2 separate regions of the Homo sapiens genome follow, and region 2 is linked to region 1. Evidence: read pairs that join two places in POLR2A ChIA-PET (ENCODE). Cell type or tissue: OCI-LY7. All regions are shown on one strand. Links, peaks and the distances in the headings refer to the core of each region. The heading gives the core; the rest is flanking DNA. Region 1 has its middle 10 kb from the start of GPR68. Region 2 has its middle 15 kb from the start of RPS6KA5.

Region 1 (4,386 bases), core at 236-4,235:
CAGGAATTTGTTTCCCTGCCTCCTTTTGGAAGCGATCCTGTGTGTGCAGGTAGGGGCAGAGGGAGTAAAGCCAAACGTAACTATAGCATCTCAGATTTGCAGACTCTCAAACCAGCCTCACACCTCAGTGAGGTGACAATGGCTAACATTTTCATCTCAGTTTTACAGAAGCCCAGCCACAGCAGGTGACCTGCGCAAAGCTACACAGCCTCTGGCTCCAAGGCAGGGCTCTCTCCCCTGCCTGTGCCCTCTCGCCACCGCAGCCCCTGTTCTCCAGCTGGGGGACCACCCAGAGGACCACCTGGACCCTGCTGCCTCCGTTGGGCCATTTGCTTGGCGGAGTAGTTGGGGGGTGGGGGGCCTGCAACCTAGGACCCCACCTGGCGCTGCCCCAGCCCACCGAGCAGTGAGCCAGCTCTCCCCTCATCGGTGGCAGGGGGAGCTGTCGGGATCTCAGGGCTGCCCTGAGGGGCCGCGCAGATCTGGGGGATGTAAAGGCCCAAACGGACTCGGAATGGCCGGTGCGGCCGGGCTCTGGGAAATGAAGGGCTCGCGGTGTCTCGCACTTTTTGTGGGGGCGGGAGTAATTACCAGGTGGCCGCGGAGCCAGCCGAGGGGGCGGCTGCTAACCCGGGCGGCGACCGCAGGCGGAGACGCCCCGCCCGGGACAGGGACCGGGCCGCGCCGGCGCTCGCGGACAGACACCCGCGGTCCCGGCCGCTGCCGCGTCTCCCGCCCCCGCCACGCCCCGGCGGCCTCGCTTGGGGCGCGCCCCCGCCTCGCACGCGCACGCGCCTGCACCCGCACTGGCCCGCCCGGTTCCCCCGCGCTCGCGGGGCCGCTCCGGGGGAGGTGCCGAGACCCGGCCTTGGCCCGCGCGCGGTTTCCGGGGTCCGGCGCGCCGGGGACCCACAGGCGAGGCGAGAGAAAGGGGTTGGCTCGCGGGGACACCTACCTGCGCGGCGCGGGGCTGTGGCGCCGGCCACCATTACCCCGCGCCCCTCCTCTTGCCAGCGCGCACGCAGATGGCGGGGTGGCCTGGGGAGGTCTTCGGGTCCCTTCCTGGGAACGCAGGGCCAAGTTGTGCTCCGATTCCACGCCCCCCCCACCCACGTCGGGCACACGCAGCCCTGAGTGAGGGTCCATGCCCTGCCTTTCACGCTGACCACAGCCCCTAGGCTTGGCGCCTGCCGGGAAGGGCCGCAATGGCTCAGGGACCCCTGCCCCCACTACCATCCTGCCCTGGGGGGACAGGCTCTAGAACACTGCGTGGGGCTCAGAGTGGGCCTAGCTGTAAAAGGACAGGGGTCCTTCTCCAGCCACGCCCACTCCCGGGTGCCCTGGCTGTCAGCAGCCTCTCACCACAACCGCAGGGTGAGAAGCCCAGAGAACAGTCCAGGAGTAGCCCTTCTGTCCTTTACCACGTCCGTGTGCCCAGCACGGGCAAATCAGTAGCCACGCAATAAATGAAGTGCGGTGTTGCAGCTCTGGGCCTCTCTGCACCTGCCCTGACCTCAGCCTGTCCAGCCCAGCCTGGGGATCTGCACTTAGGTTTGCAGCCTCCTGGGTCCCTGCCCGGTGCTCCTCAGAGCCGGAGCCTGTCTGCCGCAGGGATGGCTTAGAGGACCTCCTACTGACCTTCTTGATAATTCAAGGAGGCCTTAGGCCCCTCTGCCCCACATCCTCACAGATAATAGTAATAATAGTCCCAGCCCGCATCTATTGAGCACAGCTGTGTGCTGGGCTCTGTTGTTAAGTACTTAATTACATTAACTCATTTGATGTTCAGGGCTCTATGATGTAGACAGTATTGTTATTCCCATCTTATACATAGGGGAATGAGGCACAGAGAGGGCAAACAACTTGCCCAAGGTCACACAGGTGGTACGTAGAGGCCTCGGGATTCAAATCCAGGCAGTTGGGTACAGAAGCCCTCCTCCTACCCACATCCTGTCCCAAGCCACCCTTGGCTGTTTCCTTCTGCTCTTTCACAATTGCATACCTTGGCTCCTGTGGCCCTCCCCACTCTATAGACCTCCTGTTTCCCACCTCCTGAACTCCTGCCCCCATCTTAAGACCCCAAGTCACTTCCCCTAGGGAGCATTCTTGGTTGCCCCAGGTAATGTGTGCTGAACCCTGCTGTGTGCCCTTAGCCCCTTTCCCAGCATTGCACTGCCGCTGGGGTCGCTGGCACACAGCTGTCTCTCTACAGGGCCCTTGCTCTCAGCCCAGTTATCCTGCTCAAAGCAGGGTGCCCCCATTCCTATTTGTGAAATGAATGTCTGGAACTGTCACGGCAAGAGTCTGCAGAAGGTTGGGCGGTTGTCAGGACAGATGGTTGCAGGTTAGGGATGAAGGGTGATTGGAACTGCAGGCAGGGGAGGTAGAAGGAGAAAGAGAGCAAACATCTCACCTTCTGCTAACCCCTCTAGGTGGCTCAGTGCTCCACACGGTGTGACTTAGCCTCTAGGTGAATCTCCAGAAGGATGGACAGTGGGTAAGAGGACAGAAGGTGCCCTAGCGGGGGAAGGCCGGGGAGCAGGAGGAGGCAGAGAGAGGCACAGGGAGTGTGGAGGCGGGAGGATTTGCTTTTCTCACTGGGCACTACCCCAGCAACATCCCAGCAGGCTAAGAGGCTGGATAAGCCTCCTCTGCTGGTCTTCATTTTGAAATTCCTCCTTAGAAAGTCCTCACAAGTGGAATTTTCTGGGTTGACTATGCCATAAAAATTCACATCTGCTTTCTAAAAGTTGCCAAACTGAATGTAGTTGTGAAGAGTTTGGCGTTGAAAGCCAGTGTCAGCATTTGAATTCCAGTTGTACTACGCGCTAGTAGGGTGACCCTGGACAAGTCTTTTAACCTCTCTGTGCCTGTTTCCATCTGTGAAATGGAGACACATCTTCAAATGAGGGCTAAGATGATTACATGAGTTAAACCAAGTAAAGCCCTTAGCTCAAGGCCCAGCACACATGAGGGTTCAATAGATGTTAGCTGTTATTATCACTGTCATTGGACATTCCAAATATCCTCTTATTTGCAGCTCTTATCATTTATTATTTATTTATTTATTTTTGAAACAGGGTCTCACTTTGTCGTCCCCCAGAGTACAGTGGAGTACAGTGGCGGCTCACTGCAGGCTCAATTGCTCTTATCTTGTAAATGCTTCCTGTGTCCTTAGTGCCTGTGCATGATCTCTTTTCATCTCCAAAACAAGTAGTTTTATTCTCTCCATTTCACAGATCAGGAAACTGAGGTTTCATAAATTGCCTGAGGCCACTCAATTCCCAAGTGACTGAGCCAGGACTTGACAGGAGTTCTGACTCTGAAGCTGTTTCTTCCAATGATTCTGTTCTGCCTCGTCTTATCTCTCTAGGAAAGAGGTGGGCTGTTTTAAAGCTCATTGTCAGTTGCCAGATCGAGGACTCTGACTATCAGGAGTACAGAGCATGCCCTGTAGAAAATGTATTACAGAATGAATCCTGCCAGGGCTACCACACTGCACAACCTCAAGGGTGCCGTGCATGCTGCAATCTATCAGTTGGTGGTCCCTGGAGTTGGCACAGTGTGCCAGTACTTGGTGGCCCTGTCTCCTGCCTCTCTTTTTCTTTTCTTTTGTTGAGACAGAGTCTCCCTCTGTCACCCAGGCTGGAGTGCAGTGGCATGATCTTGGCTCACTGCAATCTCGGCCTCCTGGGTTCAAGCAATGTTCATGCCTCAGCCTCCTAAGTAGCTGGGATTACAGACGTGTGCCACCACACCCAGCTAATTTTTAGTATTTTTAGTAGAGACGGGGTTTTACCGTGTTGGCCAGGCTGGTCTCAAACTCCTGGCCTCAAGTGATCTGCCTGCTTCAGCCTCCCAAAGTGCTGGGATTACAGGCGTGAGCCATCGCACCCAGCTATGCCTCTCTTTTTTCACCCCACATTCTCCGTTTACAGGTGCCTAAACATATCCAGTGCCTTTCACAGTCTCAATGCTGTTAAATTAAAACAAAGTCACTTTTGATTCATGCTTCACTTTTTAGAGACAGACAGCATGGCTCTTATTATAGTTACTTAAAGATCTGGAACTGGCCAGTGGAGTCTGAGAAGCTTGGGCTGTTGCCAAAATACAGACTTGGGCATTTCTGGCCATGCTTTCCCTAAGAAAATGCTGGAGCTGGAGAACCATATAGAAATTCATCATACTGCTTGCAAAGTCACTTTTGACTGGATTTTGCTATGTTTCTTGGTGTCAAGATGTCCAGTCCTTGGCAGAGACAGCAGAATTTGTTGTTTTGTAAATAAAACCTGGCTTTACAAGCAACAAAACAGCTCACTAATGGTAAATTAAGCACATATTGTCTTCCAGAACCTTCCTGAGCCTAGAGAATGTAAATTATGACCT
Region 2 (4,386 bases), core at 70-4,069, 180 kb before region 1:
CATGCCACTGCACTCCAGCCTGGGTGACAGCAAAAAAAATAAAAAACATAAAATAAAAATAACAGTCATTTTTCTTGAGTAGTGTGGAATAGAAGGATAAGATGGAAGATGGCTCCCATGCCTTTTGTCACCAGGTGTTACACCCATGATTATGTGATTTATGTGGTGAAAAGGATTTTGCAGATGTCATAAAAGTTAATTACAGGCCAGGTGCAGTGGTTCATGCCTAGCACTTTGAGAGGCTGAGGCGGATGGATTGCCTGAGCTCAGGAGTTCGAGACCAGCCTGGGCAACATGGATAAACCCCATCTCTACTAAAAGTTCAAAAATTAGCCAGGTGTGATGGCACACGCCTGTAGTCCCAGCTACTCAGGAGGATGAGGCACGAGAATTGCTTAAACCTGGGAGGCAGAGGTTGGAGTGAGCCAAGATCGTGCCACTATACTCCAGCCTGGGCGACAGAGTGAGATTCCATCTCAAAAAAATTTTTTAAAAATTAACTCTGTCATCCAGGCTAATGTTTGTGTTTTTAGTAGAGATTTTTGTATTTTTAGTAGAGACAGGGTTTTGCCATATTGGCCAGGCTGGCCTCAAACTCCTGACCTCAAGTGATCCATCCCCGTCGGGATTACAGGTGTGAGCCACCGCTCCTGGCTGCATGAAAAATCTTTAATGCAAAAGGGTTATCTGGTTGCTGGCTTTGAAAATGGAGGGGACCAAGTGGAAAGGCCCTGAGGAGCAGCCTCTAGGAGTTAAGAGCCGCTCCCTTGCCAACAACCAACAAGGAAACAAGGACCTCAGCCCTACACCTTCAAGAACCTGCAAGGCAGAAGGATCACTTGAACCCAGGAGTTCGAGGCTGCAGTGAGCTATGACCGTCTTACTGCATAAGATAAATTGAAGATAAATGAAGTTAGCAAGGCCAAGGTGGGAGAATCGTGTGAGGCCAGGAGTTTAAGACCAGCCCGGGCAATATAGCAAACCCCCATCTCTACAAAAAAATTTAAAAATTGCCTGGCACGGTGGCTCACACCTATAATCCCAGCACCTTGGGAAGTAGAGGTGGGCAGATTGCTTGATCCCAGGAGTTTGAGACCAGGCTGGGCAACATAATGAGACCTCATCTCTACCAAAAAAAAAAAATATATATATATATACACACACACACACACACACACACACACACACACACACACACAGTCAAGCACCTGTATTCCCAGCTACTTGGGAGGCTGAGGTGGGAAGATCACATGAGCCTAGGAGGCCAAGTCTGCAGTGAGCTGTGATTGTGCCATGCACTCCAGCCTGGGCAACTGAGCGATACCCTGTCTCAAAAAAAAAAAAAAAAAAATATATATATATATATATAAACCGAGTGTGATGGCATGTACCTATAGTCCTAGCTACTTAGAAGGCTGAGGTGGGAGGATCACTTGAACCCAGGAGTTCGAGGCTGCAGTGAGCTATGATGTGGTCTCATTGGACTCTAGCCTGGGTGACAGAGTGAGAACCTGACTCAAAAAAACAAAAAAAGAATGAAGGTAACAGCATCTTTGTTCTTCAGACAGATTCTCTCTGACATCTACCTCCCAATTTCTGCCCCATATAATTTTATGGCTAAAAAACATTTACCTTCTATTCTTAACCATAATTAAGTATTCCACAGACTGACCGTAAAACATGAAAATCACTTAAACAGCATTTATTAGGTTGGTGCAAAAGTAATTGTCATTTTTGCCATTGAAAGTAATGGCAAAAACCATATTGCAGTATTCTCTAATATTATTTTCTCTGAAGAGGCAAAATGTTTATAAGAATTGCTCTTCTTGGCTGGACATGGTGGCTCATGCCTGTAATCCCAGCACTTTGGGAGGCTGAGGCTGGCAGATCACCTGAGTTCAGGAGTTCAAGACCAGCCTGACCAACATGGAGAAACCCCATCTCTACTAAAAATACAAAATTAGCCGGGTGTGGTGGCGCATGCCTGTAATCCCAGCTATTCAGGAGGCTGAGGCAGGAGAATTGCTTGAACCCAGGAGGTGGAAGTTGCAGTGAGCCAAGATCGTGCCATTGCACTCCAGCGTGGGCAACAAGAGAGAAACTCCGTCTCAAAAAAAAAAAAAAAAGAAGAATTGCTCTTCTTTTTATCGTACAAACTTCTTTCCCCTTGGATCTTCTATTTGCCTTTCTTGCATTTTTTCTTTATCATGGTTCATTTTACCCTAGTTTCTTTATCCAATTAGGTATTTTGCTGAGTTTTTAAGGCCTCCTCTCTGAGGCTCATCATCCTCCTCCTACAGGGTTGTCACAGTAGCATTTACTTTCATGGCTTTCCAGGGCCAATTGTCTTTTGTATTTAGGGTAGAGACAAGGTTACACCATGTTGGCCAGGCTGGTCTCGAACCCCTGGCCTCAAGTGATCTCCCCACCTCAGCCTCCCAAAGTGCTGGGATGGCAGGCATGAGCCACCGCACCCTACCTAGAGTCATGTTTTTAATTAATAAGAGCCCTTGTTTGTCCTTTGTTGGGCATCCTATCTTTCTGAATATATTGTATTGGAGCTTTTTAGTTTGCTTTGATTTGGGTTCTCTTCCTCAAAATAAGTGCGTCCTCCAGGGTTGTTGTTTTATTTTCCTGCTTGCTTTAGTCTTTCTAACTGGCTGACTGTGGGAAAGGACAAGAGGAAATGGAGTAAGGGCTGCTCCTTCCTCTTGACCAAATGCGTCTTATAATACCTGAAGTCAATGTTTGCTACCACCAAAGAAGCAATCAGCACTAGCCCGGGTGGTTCATTTCCTTATTTATTCAGCATCTTTACTGGACCCTTTCTGTGTGCCAGTGCTACAGAGGTTATAAAGATGGATAACAGGCCGGGAGCAATGGCTCATGCCTGTAATCCCAACACTTTGGGAGGCCCAGGTGGGCAGATCACCTGAGGTTGGGAGTTCGAGACCAGCCAGGCCAACATGGTGAAACCCCATCTCTACTACAAATACAAAAATTAGCTGGGCGTGGTGGTGGGTGCCTGTAATCCCAGCTACTTGGGAGACTGAGGCAAGAGAATTGCTTGAACCTGGGAGGTGGAGGCTGCAGTGAGCCAAGATTGTGCCACTGCACTCCAGCCTGGGTGACAGAGTGAGACTCTGTCTCAAAAAAAAAAAAAAAGATGGAAAACAGTGCCTGCCCTTAAGAAGCTCATAGCTAGGTAAGAGAAGACAGACATAGAAACAAGTACAGTCTCCCTCAGTATCTGTGGGGGATTAATTCCAGGATCCCCAAGGATACTAATATCCATGGATACTCAAGTTCGTAGCATCTGTAGATGCTCATTTTACTCTATGTATGAAATATAATATTTGCATGTAACCTGTGCACATCCTCTCATGTACTTTATAATCTCTAGGCTACTTATAATACCTAATACAGTGTAAATGCTAGGTAAGCAGTTGTTACACTGTATGGGTTTTTTATTTGTATTTTTTATTGTTTTTTTCTTCCTGAATCTTTTCCATCCAAGGTTGTCTGCAGATGTAGAGTCTGCAGATGTAGAAGCCATAGATAGGAAGGGCCACTGTGTGTGCAATAGTGTCTTGAGTGTTCCAATAGGAACCTGTTTAGGACCCGGTGGAGGTGGAAAAGGGCAAGTGCTCAAAGCTACTGGGAAGGATCTGGGAAACTCCACAGGGATGGTGATACTTGGGTCAGGATTGAAAGATGAGTGGGCATGGGTGAGGGATGGAGTAGGAATCCAGGATTCTAGGCAGAGGGGGCAGTGAGAGCAAAAACAAAAAAGCAAGACACCGTCCCAGGAGTGCTGGGGACTGCAAATTCCCAGAACCCCAGAGCAATGAGGCTGCATGAGGGAGGGAGTTACGGGCTAGACCACGGTGTCCTGTGTTCCGGGTCACAGTGCCAGCACGACTCCACAGGAATGGGAAGTACTAACAGCCTGGACACAGGGCAGTGCCATGATCAGATTTTTGTTTCAGAAAGTTCCAGTAGGCTGGCACAGTTGCTCATGCTTGTAATCCCAGGCCTCTGGGAGGCCAAGGTGGAAGGATCACTTGAGCCCAGGAGTAAGATCAACCTGAGCAACATCGTGAGAGCCTGTCTCTACAAAAAATGAATAAAATTAGCCAGGTGTGGTGGTGTGTGTGCCTGTGGTCCCAGCTATTCAGGAGGCTGAGGTGTGAGGATCACTTGAGCCAAGGAGGTGAAGGTCGCAGTGAGCCGTGATCGTGCCACTGCAGTCTGGGTGTCAGAGCAAGGCAAGCAAGCAAGCAAAGAGTGGGGAGAGAGAGAAAGAGAGAGAGAGAGAGAGAAACAAAGAGGAAAGAAGAAAGCGAGGGAGGAAGGAAGGAGAGAGAGAGGCAGAGAAAAAAAGAA

Evidence for each region. ChIA-PET counts read pairs that join two places held together with the same protein. Peaks named below come from ENCODE experiments on the same cell type or tissue, not always from the same donor. Only the 100,000 strongest peaks of a DNase experiment are listed, where the experiment ranks them.
Region 2: POLR2A ChIA-PET joins it to region 1 with 7 read pairs; 8 of 35 experiments call an interaction of 5 or more read pairs at or near these places.

The regions. Positions count from the first base shown.
Region 1 is chr14:91,252,760-91,257,145 of GRCh38, forward strand. It overlaps a transcript of GPR68 not described here. Among named protein-coding and RNA genes, the nearest start is that of GPR68, 10 kb to the left of the region's middle. RefSeq lists silencers at 633-782, 813-872 and enhancers at 836-1,367, 1,368-1,899. In OCI-LY7, for the core only: CTCF peaks have their summits at 447, 646, 2,452 and 2,665; DNase peaks (open chromatin) are centred at 522 and 1,932; H3K4me3 peaks cover 904 bases.
Region 2 is chr14:91,072,963-91,077,348 of GRCh38, forward strand. It overlaps a transcript of DGLUCY not described here. Among named protein-coding and RNA genes, the nearest start is that of RPS6KA5, 15 kb to the left of the region's middle. In OCI-LY7, for the core only: no CTCF peak of the experiment used is centred there; no DNase peak of the experiment used is centred there.